Regions from separate parts of the Homo sapiens genome. Here all the other regions are linked to region 1. A link is an interaction called in ENCODE POLR2A ChIA-PET data of the cell type or tissue named here. Cell type or tissue: MCF 10A. All regions are shown on one strand. Each heading gives the region's core, and the rest is flanking DNA. Links, peaks and the distances in the headings are about the cores only. Region 1 has its middle 44 kb from the start of SCNN1B. Region 2 overlaps SCNN1B (sodium channel epithelial 1 subunit beta). Region 3 overlaps SCNN1B (sodium channel epithelial 1 subunit beta).

Region 1 (6,540 bases), core at 609-5,608:
AGGCTGGAGTGCAGTGGCGCAACTGCAACCTCCACCTCCCTAGTTCAAGCAATTCTCCTGCCTCAGCCTCCTGAGTAACTGGGATTACAGGCGCATGCCACCACACCTGGCTAATTTTTGTGTTTTTGTTTTTAGTAGAGACTGGGTTTCACCATGTTGGCCAGGCTGGTCTTGAGCTTTTGACCTCAAGTGATCCACCTGCCTCAGCTTCCCAAAGTGCTGGGATTACAAGCGTGAGCCACCATGCCTGGCCAAATTAAAAAAAAAAAAAAAGAATAAAACAAAAACATATAACAATTACTTTTAAAATACTATATAAGGCCGGGTGTGGTGGTTCATACCTGTAATCCCAGCACTTTGGGATGCCAAGGTGGGCGGATCACCTGAGGTCAGGGGTTCAAGACTAGCCTGGCCAACATGGTGAAACCCCATCTCTAGTAAAAATACAAAAATTAGTTGGGCATGGTGGTGCGTGCCTATAATCCCAGCTATTCGGGAGGCTGAGGCAGGAGAACTGCTTGAACCCAGGAGGCGAAGGTTGCAGTGAGCCAAGATCGTACCACTGCACTCCAGCCTAGGCAACAGAGTGAGACTCCCTCTCAAAGTAATAATAATAATAAAGAAATAAATAAAAATACTATATAAGCCTGGCAAGGCATGATGGCTCACACCTGTAATCCCAGCACTTTGGGAAGCTGAGCCCAGGAGTTCGAGACCAACCTGGGCAACATGGTGAAACCCCATCTCTAAAAAAAATACAAAAATTGGCTGGGTGTTGTGGCTCACGCCTGTAGTCGCAGCTACTTGGAAGGCTGAGGTGGGAGGATAGTGGGAGGCATGATCTTGCAGAGCCAAGATCATGCCACTGCACTCCAGTCTGGGTGACAGAATCAGACCCTGTCTTAAAAATATATAATAAAAATAAAATTAAATATTATATTATATTATATAAGCATGGAATCAAATTATACTATCAAGTAAGGTTCTATTTGAGAAAATAAAAGTTATTTGAAACACAGGAAAAAGATTTCTAGTCCTCTCTCTGGATAGAAGACGTTCCTTTTCCATGGTGCAGAGCTCTCCAAATATTTGAATTTTTGTAGTGATAATGATGATCTTTCCCCTATAATCAGAAGATTAGATATACAACTGATAAAACTGCGTGTGTAAGAAAAAAAATCTCTCCAGAAATTATAGGTGGATCCTACAAACAAATACAGTCAAGATTCTTGTGGCCAGAACAGGCAGTTCACTTAAGGAACACCCTTCTAAGAGTACACCTTGTTCCTGTCTGGGTGTGCCGCAAGTTATAGACTCTCAATAAATGTTTGTTGAGTGAAGAAATAAATGTTGACCACCTTCCACCATCACCTTATGAGATAAAGTCCAGACTTATTTGAATGGATTCCAAGTCTGCATTACCCGGCCTTAAACTCTCATCATTTTACTCTGGTCCCACCACTGTATTCACTGGGTCTTTGCCTGCTCCATCTCATCCTCCCTTCAAACCCCAAATCAAGTCCCACTTCCACCTCTGAAGTCTCATTAGTCTCTGACATCCCCATGTTCACATTCAGTCCCCTCTTCTCAAGTCATGTCCCTGCGTCCTCTTCACATTTCATTTCATGTACTAAATATATATTTATAGACTAGTTCATTTTCTAAATGTGCAAATCTTGTCTCTTTAAGAAGATAAATCCTGGCAAAGAACCTCCTCCTGCTCCTGTTTCTTCCAATGCAGTTGGTGATCAATAAATATTTATTGGTTTCTGGATTCATTATTATTTTCTCTCCTTTCTTTCTTTCTTTTCTTTTTCTTTCTTTTTTTTTTTTTTTTAAGATAGGGTCTTGTTCTGTCAACCAGGTTGGAGTGCAGTGGCACAATCACAGCTCACTGCAGCCTCCAACTCCTGGGCTCAAGCCATCCTCCTGCCTCAGCCTCCCAAAGTGCTGAGATTACAGATGTGAGCTGCCGCACTCAGCTATTATTCTTTTCTTTCTGTTCATTGAATCATTAACTCTGTTTTAGATTTGTTTCCCCAAAAGCAGATCTGGGGATCTGAGACAGAGAATTTATATGAAAGTGATTTTGTTGTTGTTGTTGTTGTTTGGTTTTTGGTTTTGTGGTTTTTTTTTTTTTTTTTCAGAGATGGGGTCTTGCTATGTTGTCCATGCTGGCCTCAAACTCCTGGGCTCAAGAGATCTTCCCACTTCAGCCTGAGTAGCTCGGGCAGCAGGTGGACACCACAAAGCCAGGCTGTGTGAAAGTGATTCATAAGTGTTCCCAGAGAAAATTGGTAGAGAAGTGGAGAAGGGGAATGGGGCGAGAAAGAAGGTTAGACAAAGGTGTGTTATCAAGTAAAGTCACACAGAGGGTAATTGAGGCTTGACCCTCCAGGGGAGCTTTGGGACACTGTGGGTCATTAGGGCAAAGGAACTGGAGGATTTCTATCCCCACACTGTCAGTCATGAGTTAAGGGCTGTCCCCGGGGCATGAAAACTTTCAGGTATTTCTGGTTTTCTTGAACATGCAGGAAAAGCAGGTCCTAGCAGCCTATGTGCAGCCCTCCAGTGAAGGCCAAAGGTACTGGCCATTGGGAGGAAAAGTACACAGAAACCTACAGTGCACAAAAATGGTAAAATAATACAGAGTACAGGAGAGCTGAGAGCATCTGCACATTCTTTCAACAGACTTTTACTGAATATCTATTACATTATAGATGCTGCATGGAAATTGTCCAGGCACAGTCTTTGCCTTCAGCGATCCAGTCCTGATGTCTTTTTTTTTTTTTTTTTTTTTCCCCCACAGCCGGGATCTCACTCTGTCGCCCAGGCTGGAGTGCAGTGGTGTGATCACAGCTCACTTCAGCCTTGAACTCCTGGGCTCAAGCAATCCTCCTGCCTTGGCCTCCCAAAGTGTTGGGATCACAGGCAAGAGCCACCACGCCTGGCCCGGTCCTGATGTCTTGAAGGGGAGACAATTGCACATGAGTTAGTCTTGTTCAGGACGCAAGGTGCAATAGCAGCAGCAGGTAGGAACTCAGAGAGGAAGTGCCCCAACTGTGCCCAAGTGATTCTCGGGCGTGACTTAGGATCTTAAAGGATGACTAAGGGGGAAAAAGGTATTCCTAGCCAAAGGAACAGCATGTACGAAGGCAGAGAAAGAAAGTACACATTTGTTTGGAAATAAGGAGTAGTTTGCTGTAGCTAGAACACAGGGTGTGGGAGAAAGGAAGACAACGGGAAGCCAAGGCTGTAAAGAGAGGCTGGGAAGAAGTGACGAAACATTTTATACCCCGTTAAGGAGACAGTAAAATTTTGAGATGGGCCTACCTGGCCATGATTATAGAGGTATTTAGGAAGAGAGGGTGGCCACATAAACCAGGTACTGGACACCAGGTGTTCTGTCAGCCCAGCATCCACAACCCTAACCAGATCATCCTGTTTCTCTCTCTCTCTCTCTCTCTCTCTCTCTCTCTCATTATAGAGATGGGGTCTCACTATGTTGCCCAGGCTGGTCTCAAACTCCTGGCCTCAAGCCATCCCCCCACCTCAGCTTCCCAAAGTGCTGGGATTACATGGGTGAGCCACTATACCCAGCCCTGTTTCTCTAGGCCTGATGATTGCCAGACAAAGGAGAGTCAGGGCTGGGGCTTTCCTTGGAGAGGTTGGGAAAGAGGTTTGCAGAACTGCACACTGGCTGGAGGGAAGGGCAGCTCAGAGAACAGAGCCAGCAGGTGGAGACATGAGGAACAGCTTCTGTGGACGTCAGCATAGTGCCGGATCCAGTGGACACAGGGATACCAATATTCCCTATGATGATAAATATCAATTAATTCCAATAAGTTTCCTTTTTCTGGCTTAAGCTGGATTGAGTCAGGTTTTTGTCACATTAAATGAATGAGTCCCCATTCATACAGAATATATGGGGATTTTTGTTCTGTGTTGTTTGAGACGGAGTCTTGTTCTGTCGCCCATGCTGTAGTTCAGTGGCGGGATCTCAATTCATTGCAACCTCTGCCTCCTGGGCTCAAGCAATTCTCCTGCCTCAGCCTCCAGAGTATCTAGGATTACAGGCGCCCACTTTTTTGTATGTTTTTGGTAGAGACAGGGCTTCATAATGTTGGCCAGGCTGTTCTCGAACTCCTGACCTCAAGTAATGCCATTCAAGTGCACATCAACTGTTTTGGAGAATGCTGCCAAGGTGGTATTCAGAGGAAAATGCCTAGCCTTAAATACTTTTGTTAATAAAAAAAAAATTCTAAAGTAAGTGGACTATGCATTCAACTCAAGAAATTAGGAAAAGTAAAACAAAAGAAATCAAAAGAAAGTAGAAGGGGAAAATATGTAAAATTAGAAACAGAAGTTGGAGAAGGGAAAGAGGGAAAAGGGCAGACTTGATAGAGGAAAGACCTGCCAGGCGCAGTGACTTATGCCTGTAATCCCAGCACTTTGAGAGGCTGAAGTGGGAGAATTGCTTGAGCCCAGGAGTTCGAGACCAGCCTGGGCAACATGGTGAAACTCCATATCTACAAAAAATACAAAAAGTAGCTGGGTGTGGTGGCTTGCACCTGTGGTCCCAGCTTCTCGAAAGGCTGAGGCTGGAGGATTGCTTGAGCCCAGGAGGTGGAGGCTGCAGTGAGCCGTGATAGCACCACTGCACTCCACCCTGGGTGACAGAGCAAGACTCTGTCAAGAAAGAAAGAGAAAGAAAGAAAGAGAGACAGACAGAGAGAGAGAGAGGGAGGGAGGGAGGGAGGGAGGGAGGGAAGGAAGGAAGGAAGGAAGGAAGGAAGGAAGGAAGGAAGGAAGGAAGGAAGGAAGGAAGGAAGGAAGGAAAAGAAAGAAAGGAAATGAAAGAGAGAGAGAGAGGGAGGCAGCAAGGGAGGGAGGGAGAGAACGAAGGAAGGAAGGAAGGAAGGGAGGAAGGAATGGAGAGAAGGAAGGGGAAAGAGAGAGATTAAAATCAATCAAACTTACAAAGCATCTCAATTAATTTGGAGAGAATAAACATCTTTCCAATACTGAATTGCCACATTCAGGAACATGTCCTAAGCATTGAAGTCTTTATTCAGGCCTTTCTGTATAGGTTTATAGTTTTCTTCAGAAGGGTCTTGCACAGTTTTTTGTTACTATTGTTCCTGAGATATCTTTGAGTTTTCTAGCTTGGAAAACTGGGTGGATAAAGGAATCACTCACAATAGCAACCAAGTCCACAAAATACCCAGGAATCAGTACACTGGGGTGGCCAAGACACTTTTGGGAAACTAACAGGAGCAATGTTGGTGGGCAGGAAACTTACCATACCCAATAGAGAAATCCACTATAAAGTCACAGTCGCTAAAACAGTGTCATATAGCAGCTGTATGTGGTACAGTTATTCAGTGAGATGCCACTTAGCAATAAAAGGAAGCAAACTATTTTTTTTTGAGACAGGGTCTCACTCTGTTGCCCAGGCTGGAGTATAGCAGCATGATCACGGCTCACTGCAGCCTCGACTTACCAGGCTCAAGTGATCCTCCCATCTCAGCCTCATGAGTAGCTGAGGCTACAGATGCACCCCACCATGCCCAACTAATTTTGTATTTTTTGTAGAGACAGGGTCTGACTATGCTGCCCAGGCTGGTTTCAAACTCCTGGGCTCAAGCGATCCTCCTGCCTCAGCCTCCCAAAGTGCTGGAATTACAGCTTTGAGCCACCACGCCCTGGCAAGGTAGCAAATTATTGATACACCCAACAACTTAGAGGAATCTCAAAGACATTACACTGAGTAATTGAAGCCAATCTGGAAAGGTTACCAATTATATTATTCCATTTATGTGACATTCTGGAAAAAAACTATATTAATAGACAACAGATTAGTTACCAGGGTTACAGAGGGAGGATGTGGCTATGTAGGGGTGGCCTGAGGGAGATTTCTGGGGTGATAGTTGTGGTGGTAGTTACACAAATACATACATGTGTTAAAATTCATGAAACTGTACGCAGTTAATTTTATTACATGATAATCTTAAAAATAAAATACACAAAGCAGTTTAGTGGTAATATAATAGTAAACAAATAGAATCTTTGAAATCAGAGCTAGTCTATATGCATAAGGCTATTAGGAAGTAAATATGAGGCCAGGAGTGGTGGCTCATGCCTGTAATCCTAGCACTTTAGAAGGCCAAGGTGGGCAGATCACTTGAGGTCAGGAGTTCAAGACCAGCCTGGCCAACATGGTGAAAATCCATCTCTACTAAAAATACAAAAATTGGCTGGAAATTGCTTGAACTCTGGAAGCAGAGGTTGCAATGAGCCCAGATCATGCCACTGCACTCCAACCTGGGCAACAGAGCGACACTCCATCTCAAAAAACAAAGGAAATAAAAATGGTTTTTCTGGAGATTGGTTGTATGATAATATGCATGTGTTTAACACTACTGAATTGTATACCTGAATAGTTAAGATGACAAATTTTATATGTTTCATTTTCCCACAATTTAAATAAAAAGATTGGTCCTACACTGGTAAGTGTTGAAGTCAGAAGATCATTATACC
Region 2 (5,000 bases), core at 1-5,000, 66 kb after region 1:
CGCTTTGGGAGTCCGAAGCAAGAGAATCGCTTGAGTCCAGGAGTTTGAGATCACCCTAGACAACATGGCAAAACCCTGCCTCTACAGAAAAAATACAATAATTAGCTGGGCATGGTGGTGTGCACCTATAGTCCCAGCTACTCAGGAAGCTAAGGTGGAAGGATCGCTTGAGCCCGGGAGGCAAACGTTGCAGTGAGCTAAGATAGCACCACTGTACTCTGGCCTGGGTGACAGAGTGAGACCCTGTCTCAAATAATAATAATAGATATTAATTATGATGATTTAGTTATGTAAACTGCCCCGACACAAACTCTCTCCCATTCCCTTGGAGCCTTCCAGATACAACAGTTTTTGTTTGTTTGTTTGTTTTATGCCTGAAAAGAACCTATTTGGCTGCAACTGTATTCATTCCCGTATTAAGCCCACATTTAAGTGCCTACAGTGCCAGCCATTGATCTAGGTCAGCACTATCCAACATACATACAACACAAGCCACAGATCGGAATGGCATAAGCAATTTAAAATTTTTTTCATTTTCTCTTTTGAGACAAGGTCTCACTCTATCACCTAGGCTAGAGTGCAGTGACATGATCACGGGTCACTGCAGCCTCGACCTCCCGGGTTCCAGCGATCCTTCCACCTCAGCTCCCGAGTAGCTGGGACTATAGGTGCACACCACCATGCTTGGCTAATTTTTTTTTTTAATTTATATGTTTTGTAGGGACAGGGTCTTGCTATGTTGCCCAGACTAATCTTGAATTCCTGGCCTCAAGTGATCCTCCTGCCTGGGCCTCCCAAAGTGCTGGCATTACAGGCGTGAGCCACTATGCCCAGTCCAGCAATGTAAAATTGTCATAGCCACATTTTAAAAAGTAAAAATAAACAGATCAAACTAATTTTATTAATATATTTCATTGAACCCATATATCCAAAATATTACTTCAACATATAATCAATATTAAAGATGATTTGTGAGTTTTTAAATGCTCAATATGTCTTTTAAAATACTTAATTGTGGAAAATACATGTGTATAGCAAAATTTACACTGTGATCATTTTTACGTGTGCAGTTCAGTGGTCTTAACTCCATCCACATTATTGGTCCTCAGAAAATATTCTGAGGGCTGGGCACGGTGGCTCACGCCTGTAATCTGTAACCCAGCACTTTGGGAGGCCGAGGTGGGCAGATCACCTGAGGTCAGGGTTTCGAGACCAGCCTGGCCAACATGGTGAAATCCCATCTCTACTAAAAATACAAAAAAAAAAAAAATTAGCTCGGCATCACCATGGGCGCATGCCTGTAATCCCAGCTACTTGGGAGGCTGAGACAGAAGAACCACTTGAACCTGGGAGGCAGAGGTTGCAGTGAGCTGAGATCACAGCACTGCACTCCAGCCTGGGTGACAGGAGTGAAACTCCATCTCAATAAAAAAAAAAAAACTGGGGCTACGGAGGAGGGAGGATGACCTCCATTCACAGAGGACTTCTTGGAGGAGGTGGCACTGGAGCTGCACCTAGAAAAAGGTAGAGGATTTGTGGGTAGAGGTAAAGGTTTTGCACTCCAGGACTGAATAACAGCATGAGTGAAAGTGTGGTGGTGGGAATTCCCAGGGTACCCAAGGGCTCCAGCATGTGGTTGCATGGGTATATGCAAATAAGAAGCCTCTCATAGGCACTGATCTCTCTCCATGCCAGACACTGTGCTAGGTGCTTCATATTTACAATTTAATCTTCACATCAACTCAATGAACTCAGTACTATTTTCCCCTCATTTTACAGATGGGGAAACCAGGGCACAGAGAGGGTGAGTAAATTCCACAAGGTCACACAGTGAGTAAGTGACCCAACTGGGGTTTGAACCCAACTTCTTAACCACTACCCCATTGTAAAGGAAAGTGCAAGGAATTAAAGGAGACATCTAGGCTGGGACCAGGTTGCAAGGTGTCTTAGAAGCCAGCTAAGGGTTGAGGGGCCTTTATTCTATAGACACCAGTAGCCCTTGAAAGTTTCTGACAGGAGCATGACATAGACAGCTAAGCCTCAGGGAAGTGCAGGCCAAAGACTGAATCTTTCATTTACCAAGCTGGGAAATTCCCCTTCCAGCATCAGTCCTTTCTAAGGCAATTAAGTATCTAAACTCAGCAACCACCTACACATTTCATCCTTCTTTCTCCCTAATGAATTACAGTAGCCAACCTTCATTCAACAGGATGCTGAGAGCTTTATATGCATTTTAACCCTCACTGAAAACCAAACAAAAACGCAAGGAGGGAGGTACTATTGCTGGCCTCATTTGCAAATGAGACAACTGAGGCTCAGAGAGGTGATGCGATTTTGCCAAGATCACACAGCCACCCAGCCAGTAAGAGATGGGATGAAGATGCCACCCAAGTCTGTCTAACTCAAAAGCTCACTTTTTTTTTTTTTTTTTGAGACAGGGTCTTGCTCTGTTGTCCAGGGTGGAGTGCAGCGGTACAGTCATAGATCACTGCAGCCTGGAACTCCTGGGATCCAGCGAACCTCTCACCTCAGCCTCCCAAGTAGCTGGGACCACAGGCATGCACCACTTCACCCAACTAATTTCTTTTGTTTTTTGTTGTTGTTGCTTTTAGAGATGGTGGTCTCACTATATTGCCCAGGCTGGTCTGGAACTCCTGGCTTCAAGCAATCCTCCCACATCAGCCTCTCAAAGTGCTGGAATTACAGGCCTGAGCCACTGGCCCCTGGCACATTTTTAATAATAATAGGATCATTCCTGTTTCTCAAAGTGAAACAGAGAAAAAGAAACTATAGCTTGTCCTCCTACATAAGCCTCCAAACATTATCAGGTTGACCTTATTTTTCTGACTCTATTCTGGAATACCGCATTTTATTCCCAATGGAACAACCACCTCCCTTCTCCACCTCTACCCATCCTACCCCACCCCACACACACACGCCCCTGGCATCTTTCAAGGCTTGGCAGAAACTACCCTCTCCAAGTTGCCTCCAGCATTGGCAGGGAGGGAGCAGATGAAACTGACCACACTCTTCCCTGCTGGCTGTCAACACACACCACCCATCCTGGGCAAGTGGCCACTTCCATTTCTGGGGATGGGCTTAGGTGCTCACCATTGGCACCCCCCCAAGTCCTCTTTGTCCATTGGGACACAATGACATGGCTCCTGGCATGGGGCCTGGTGGGCAGGGTGTTTTCCTGTGTAATTGTACTCATACAGGGTAAAGCCCGGTGCAGCTGAGTGCTCTGGCAATAAGGAAAGCAAACACAGCAATAAGACTCTGTCAACAAGGGTATGGGAGAAAGGAGCCATCCAGGAAATGCAAGCTCTGGTGCAGCCACCTCCTCTGAAATCCCTCTTTGGTTCACTCCATCCCCAGCAGGACAGGTCCAGAAATTATGAAAAGAGTTGTCAGGCTGCTAGAGACCCAAGGCAGATTTTTCTAGTTGATTGAACGCTCTCCCTTTTGGTTGCTTTTATGTATTTTTCTTTTTTCTTTTTCTTTTTTTTGAGTCTGGAGTCTCACTTTGTCGCCCTGGCTGGAGTACGGTGGTGCGATCTCAGCTCATTGCAACCTCCGCCTCCCAGGTTCAAGTGACTCTCCTGCCTCAGCCTCCCGAGTTTTTGGGATTACCTTCCTGCACCACCATGCCCAGCTAATTTTTGCATTTTCAGTAGAGACGGGATTTCACCATGTTGGCCAGGCTGGTCTCAAACCTTTGACCTCAAGTGATCTGCTCACTTCAGCCTCCCAAAGTGCTGGGATTACAGGTATGAGCCACCGTGCCCAGCCTCTTTTTTGAATTTTTTTTTAAACTATAAAAGTAATACAATTTTGGAAAACAGGTACAAATATCAGAATGCAAGTTGAAATGCGCATCCGATCTTAACTTCTTATACAAACCCCTGTTCTGCCAAATAGTAGAAACTTAATTCCAACCCATCCAGCATCTCCCCAGATCCTTACACCAGGGTTGTACCTAAATTCAAGGAAGGAGGCTGGACATGGAGGCTCACATCTGTAATCTCAACACTTTGAGAGGTCGAGGCGGAAGGATTTCTTTAGACCATGAGTTTGAGACCAGCCTGGGCAACATAGTGAGACCCTGTCTCTAATAAATAAATAAATAAATAAATAAATAAATAAATATAAATAAAAGCCACACAGCTGTAGTCTCAGCTACTTAGCTACTCGGGAGACTGAGGTGGGAATATCTCTTGAGCCAGGGAGTTTGAGGCTGCAGTGAGCTATGATTGCACCACTGCACTCCAGCCTGGGCAACAGAGCAAGACCTTGTCTCTAAAATAAACAAAACAAAAAAATTCTTGGAAGCTTAACTTTTTTTTTTAAGTCTGTATTTCCTGCTTCCCTACAACTATCTTTGCCTAACAATAGATTTTTTCATATACTTAGAATCCTGGTTTTTTTCAAGCAGCATTCTATTATAAGCTTTTTTCCATTTTGCTATTAAAAATTATCTTCTCATTTATTACTTTTATGATGCAAGCAATATATGTTCATTGTAGGAAAGTTACAAAGCACAGATAAACTAAAACAATTTCTTAAAAATAACTCAAGATCCTGCTACCCAGAGATAATCATTATAAACGTTCTGGTTAATGCCATCTGTGTTATTTTTCCTATGCACATAGATGCATATAAACCCACATGGTTTTTTTGTTTTTTGTTTTGTTTCTTTGTTTGTTTTGAGACAGAGTCTCACTCTGTCACCCAGGCTGGAGTGCTGTGGTGTGATTTCGGCTCACTGCAAACTCTGCCTCCCAGGGTCAAGCAATTCTCCTGCCTTAGCCTCCCGAGTAGCTGGGATTATAGGTGTGCGCCACCATGCCCAGCTAATTTTTTTTGTATTTTTAGTAGAGACAGGGTTTCATCATGTTGGCCAGCCTGGTTTCAAACTCCTGGCCTCAAGTGATCCACCTGCCTCAGCCTCCCAAAGTGCTAGGATTACAGGTGTGAGCCACCACACTCAGTCATTATTT
Region 3 (5,000 bases), core at 1-5,000, 100 kb after region 1:
AAAAGGCTTTTGGCCAGGTGCAGTGGCTCACTTAATCCCAGCACTTTGGGAGGCCAAGGAGGGAGAATCGCTTGAGGCCAGGAGTTTAAGACCAACCTGAGCAACATAGTGAGACCCCCCATCTCTACAAAAAACAATTTTAAAATAACAAAATTAGCCCGGCGTGGTGGTACACACCTGTAGACTCAGCTACTCTGGAGGCTGAGGGGGAAGGATCACTTGAGCCTCGGAGTTTGAGGCTGCAGTGAACCAAGATCACACCACTGCATTCCAGCATTCCAGCCTGGGTGACAGAGTGAGAGTAAAATATAGAGAGAGAGACTTTGTTGTTGGTGGTGGTGGTGGTTTTTTTTTTTTTTTTTTTTTTGAGACGGAGTTTTGTTCTTGCCCCCAGGCTGGAATACAATGGCATAATCTCCACTCACTGCAACCTCTGCCTCCCGGGTTCAAGTGATTATCGTGTCTCAGCCCCCCGAGTAGCTGGGATGACAGGCATGCACCACCACACCTGGCTAATTTTTGGTTTTTGGTTTTTGGTTTTTGGTTTTGTTTTGTTTTGTTTTTTTGAGACAGAGTCTCACTCTGTCGCCCAGGCTGGAGTACAGTGGCACTATCTCGGCTCACCACAAGCTCCGCCTCCCGGGTTCATACCATTCTCCTGCCTCAGCCTCCCGAGTAGCTGGGACTACAGGCAGCCGCCACCACAACCGGCTAATTTTTTGTATTTTTAGTAGAGACAGGGTTTCACTGTGTTAGCCAGGATGGTCTTGATCTCCTGACCTCATGATCCACCCGCCTCAGCCTTCCAAAGTGCTGGGATTACAGGCATGAGCCACTGTGCCCAGCGTAAATTTTGTATTTTTAGTAGAGACAGGGTTTCACCATGTTTGCCAGGCTGGTCTCAAACTTCTGACCTCAGGTTATCTGCTGCCATAGCCTCCCAAAGTGCTGGGATTACAGGCATGAGCCACTGCGCCTGGCCTAGAGAGACTTTTTATCGAGGAATAGTTTTAGATTTACAGAAAAACCACAGCCTCCAACTCCTGGACTCAAGTGATCCTCCCTCCTCAGCCTCCAAAAGTACTAGGATTACAGATGTGAGCCACTGTGCTGGCCTTTGCTCTGTACTTTGGAAAGGAGTCACTAAATTCAGACTACGCTCAGGGGAAGGGGAAGGGAGTGGCCAGTGGGAAAGGAGCATTGAGCTCCACCCCTCCTAGAGAGAAGAATATATATTATTTGGAATTCTTCTGTAAAGGAAGATTTGTCTCATCTCCTCCATTTATTTATTTATTCCATCATTTATTGACACAGTATGGACTCCTGTAGATTTAGGTTGTAATCCAATTCCTTGTTATCTATTCTCTTGCTTAAATTCTTCTAGCTTTGGCCACTCTGTCAGTTAGCACCTGTGTGCCTTTGATATGTCCTCACCTGGGTGGGTTTTTTAACTTTTGCCTACTTTCTGGCACTACAGGATGCCCCCGCCCTAGAATCAGCCATTTCTCTAAAGAGCTCTGTTTGGTTTTTTGGTTGTTTTGTTTGTTTGTTTGTTTTTGTTTTTGTTTTTTTTGAGATGGGATCTCACTCTGTTGTCCATACTGGAGTGCAGTGACACAATCGCGTGCCCGATTAATTTTTTTATTTTGTAGAGATGGGGTCTCCCTATGTTGCCCAAGCTGGTCTCAAACTCCTGGCTCAAGCAATCTTCCCACTTCAGCCCCCTAAAGTGCTGGGATTACAGGAGAGAGCCAACAAGACTTGCCCAAGCTCTGGTTTTTTAAATTGAAGAATGGTATTTAGAAACCAAGATCTGGGCCAAGCATGGTGGCTTATGTATGTAATCCCAGCACTTTGGGAGGCCGAGGTGGAAGGATTGCCTAAGCCCAGGAGTTTGACACCGGTCTGGCCAACATGGCAAAACCCCATCTCTACTAAAAATACAAAAATTAGCCGGGTGTGTTGGCATGCACCTGTAATCCCAGCTACTAGGGAGGCTGAGGCAGGAGAGTCACTTGAACCTGGGAGGCAGAGGTTGTATAGAGCCAAGATCATGCCACTGCACTCCAGCCTGAGCAATCTCAAAAAAAAAAAAAATAAAGTTAAATAAAATTTAAAAATAAAGAAACCAAGATCTGGGCATATATAAGCATTATTATTACTATGGTTGTTGTTGTTTCAGGGATTATCCAACTAGTTTCTGCCCTGGAAAGTCTTTCCTGACCTCTGACCACACAACAGTGGTTATACTGCTTCCTGCTAGGATGCTCTATTTCCCAGTCTTTTCTGGAGGCTCACTGGTCTCTGTCTGCATGCCTGGCTCCCAGCCCAGCAGAGATTTCTGTAGGGAAACACCTGGCTCTGGAATCAGAGGCAGCCAGTCCTGGGAGCAGCCTCTCTGGGTGAAGAGTATTATCAACAAGCAAATAGTTGGCACGCACGTGGAGACCAAGAGCATGGCGCGGGCAGGAGGGGACCTGGCCACACCCCATGCAGCCTCCTGCTCCTGGGCTGCATCTGACCAAGACAGTTCCTTGGGAACACTGTGTCCCCATGCCCTGGGGCGAGGTCTCTCCTTCAAGAGCAGGGCCTGGATTGAGCTGGTTTGCTCTGCTCTGTTCTTTTCCTGTGGCCACAGCCCTGATCCCACAGTTTATAGACTCCATGGTGCCCGCCCAGAGCTATTTCTTCCCTCTGGGGCTTTGCCTGTGTTGTGTCCCTGCCTGGTGAGCCCTTTCTCCTCCCTACCCTGTAGACTTAGCCATCGCTTACTTGTTCATAAAGTCTCAGCTCAGGCCTCCCCTCCTCCAGGAAACCTTCCCTGACTCGCTCCCCACTCTCCACTGGGACTTGGGTGTCACTTCTCCATACTTATCTCTGTCGATGCTCTTATCGCCTATTGTAATTTATTCATCAAATATTTACTGAGTGTCTGTGTGCTCTGTACCAGACCCTGGGCATGGAGCTGTGAACAGTAGCAGCCAAGATTTTTTGAGTATTACAGTATGCTAGGCATCCACCCCTTGCCGCAGTCATGTAGGTAGTATTATCTGGTGTTACAAATGGGGAAAGTGAGGCACGAAGACGTGATGTAACCATCCCAAAGCTCACCAGCTGCTAAGGGACACAGCCAGAATTGAAATCAAGCAGGCTGGCTCTGTGGCCTGTGCTCTTGACCTCTGAGCTCTTCTCCTTCCAGACAGACAAGGTCATGCTCCCTCCCCGGGCTTATGTTCTAAGCAGGAGACAGCTAAGTGAGCAATTAAATCAAGAAGATAATTTCAGGCCAGGCACAGTGGTGGATGCCTATAATCCCAGCATTTAGGGAGGCTGAGGCCAGAAGATCACTTGAGGCCAGGAGTTCAAGACCAGCCTGGGCAACATAGCAAGACCCCATCTCCACAAAAAATTTTACAAATTAGCTGGGTGTGGTGGCACATGCCTGTAGTCCCAGCTACTCAGGAGGCTGAGGCAGGAGAATATCTTAAGGCCAGGAGTTTGAGGCTGCAGTAAGCTATGATCACGCCATTGCACTCCAGCCTGGGCAACAGAGTGACACCCTGTCTCTACCAAAAAAAAAAAGGAAGCTGATTTCAGATTCTGATGTATCTGATAAAGAAGATAATCAACTGGTTGAAGGGCCAGGTGCAGTGACTCACCCTGTAATCCTAGCACTTTGGGAGGCCAAGGCAGGTGGATCACCTGAGGTCAGGAGTTCAAGACCAGCCTGACTAACATGGTGAAACCCTGTCTCTACTAATAATACAAAAATTAGCCAGGCGTGGTGGCGCATACCTGTAATCCCAGCTACTCAGGAGGCTGAGGCAGGAGAATCACTTGAACGGGGAGGCAGAGGCTGTAGTGAGCTGAGATCATGCCACTACACTCCAGCCTGGGCAACAAGAGTGAAACTCCATCTCAAAATAAATAAATAAATAAATATAAATAAACTGGTGGAAAAGATCTAGAGTAACTAGGTAGAAAATTCTATTACTATTAGTAATAAAGTACTATTAACTAATAGTTCTAGTCCATCACTTTGCATAGGGGTTCAGGGAGGCCTCAGAGCAGATAAAAGCTGAAGGATGGGGAGAAGCCAGTATCTGAAGAGCTGGTTAGAGAATATTCCAGGCACAAAGGACAACAGAGGCAAAAGCCTTGAGCTTGGAAACATCTAGAGTGTCGCTGGAGTGTAGGGAATGAGACATAGAAGGCCAGCATAGGGACTTTGCACTTTATTCTGTGAGTGACAAGAAGCCTTTGGAGGGTTCTCAGAAAGGGAGTACCGTGCTCTGACTCACAAATTTAAACAATCACCCTGACTGCTGTGCAGAAGGAAGACTTTAAGGATGAACAGAGGCAGAGGCTCCAGCAAGAATCCAGACATGAGATGCTGGTGACTTGGGCCAGGGTGGGAGCGTCTGAGGTGGAGACAGGTGGACAGACTAAAGTCACATCTTGGAGCCTGGCGTGGTGGCTCACACATGTAATCTCAGCACTTTGGGAGGCTGAGGTGGGAGATCACCTGAGGTCAGGAGTTCAAGACCAGCCTGGCCAACATAGTGAAACACCATCTCTACTAAAAATACAAAAATTAGGCCAGGCATGGTGGCTCACGCCTGTAATCCTAGCACTTTGGGAGGCTGAGGTGGGTGGATTGCCTGAGGTCAGGAGTTCGAGACCAGCCTGGCCAACATGGTGAAACCCCATATCTACTGAAAATACAAAAATTAGCTGGTTGTGGTGGCAGGCACCTATAATCCCAGCTACTCGGGAGGCTGAGGCAGGAGAATCGCTTGAACACAGAGGGCAGAGGTTGCAGTGAGCTGAGATGGCACCACTTCACTCCAGCCTGGGGTGAAAGAGCAAAACTCCATCTCAAAAACAAAAAAAAAAATAGTTGGGCGTGATGGTGCCTGCCTGTAATCCCAGCTACTCAGGAGGCTGAGGCAGGAGAATTGCTTGAATCCAGGAGGCAGAGGTTACAGTGAACCAATATC

Evidence for each region. Peaks named below come from ENCODE experiments on the same cell type or tissue, not always from the same donor. Only the 100,000 strongest peaks of a DNase experiment are listed, where the experiment ranks them.
Region 2: POLR2A ChIA-PET joins it to region 1 with 12 read pairs; 3 of 35 experiments call an interaction of 5 or more read pairs at or near these places.
Region 3: POLR2A ChIA-PET joins it to region 1 with 26 read pairs; 2 of 35 experiments call an interaction of 5 or more read pairs at or near these places.

Annotation. Positions count from the first base shown.
Region 1 is chr16:23,255,355-23,261,894 of GRCh38, forward strand. No RefSeq gene overlaps it. Among named protein-coding and RNA genes, the nearest start is that of SCNN1B, 44 kb to the right of the region's middle. In MCF 10A, for the core only: no CTCF peak of the experiment used is centred there; DNase peaks (open chromatin) are centred at 3,127 and 3,677.
Region 2 is chr16:23,321,775-23,326,774 of GRCh38, forward strand. The region is part of intron 1 of SCNN1B (sodium channel epithelial 1 subunit beta); the gene reads left to right. Among named protein-coding and RNA genes, the nearest start is that of SCNN1B, 22 kb to the left of the region's middle. In MCF 10A, for the core only: no CTCF peak of the experiment used is centred there; a DNase peak (open chromatin) is centred at 3,087.
Region 3 is chr16:23,360,247-23,365,246 of GRCh38, forward strand. The region is part of intron 4 of SCNN1B (sodium channel epithelial 1 subunit beta); the gene reads left to right. Among named protein-coding and RNA genes, the nearest start is that of SCNN1B, 60 kb to the left of the region's middle. In MCF 10A, for the core only: no CTCF peak of the experiment used is centred there; a DNase peak (open chromatin) is centred at 2,395.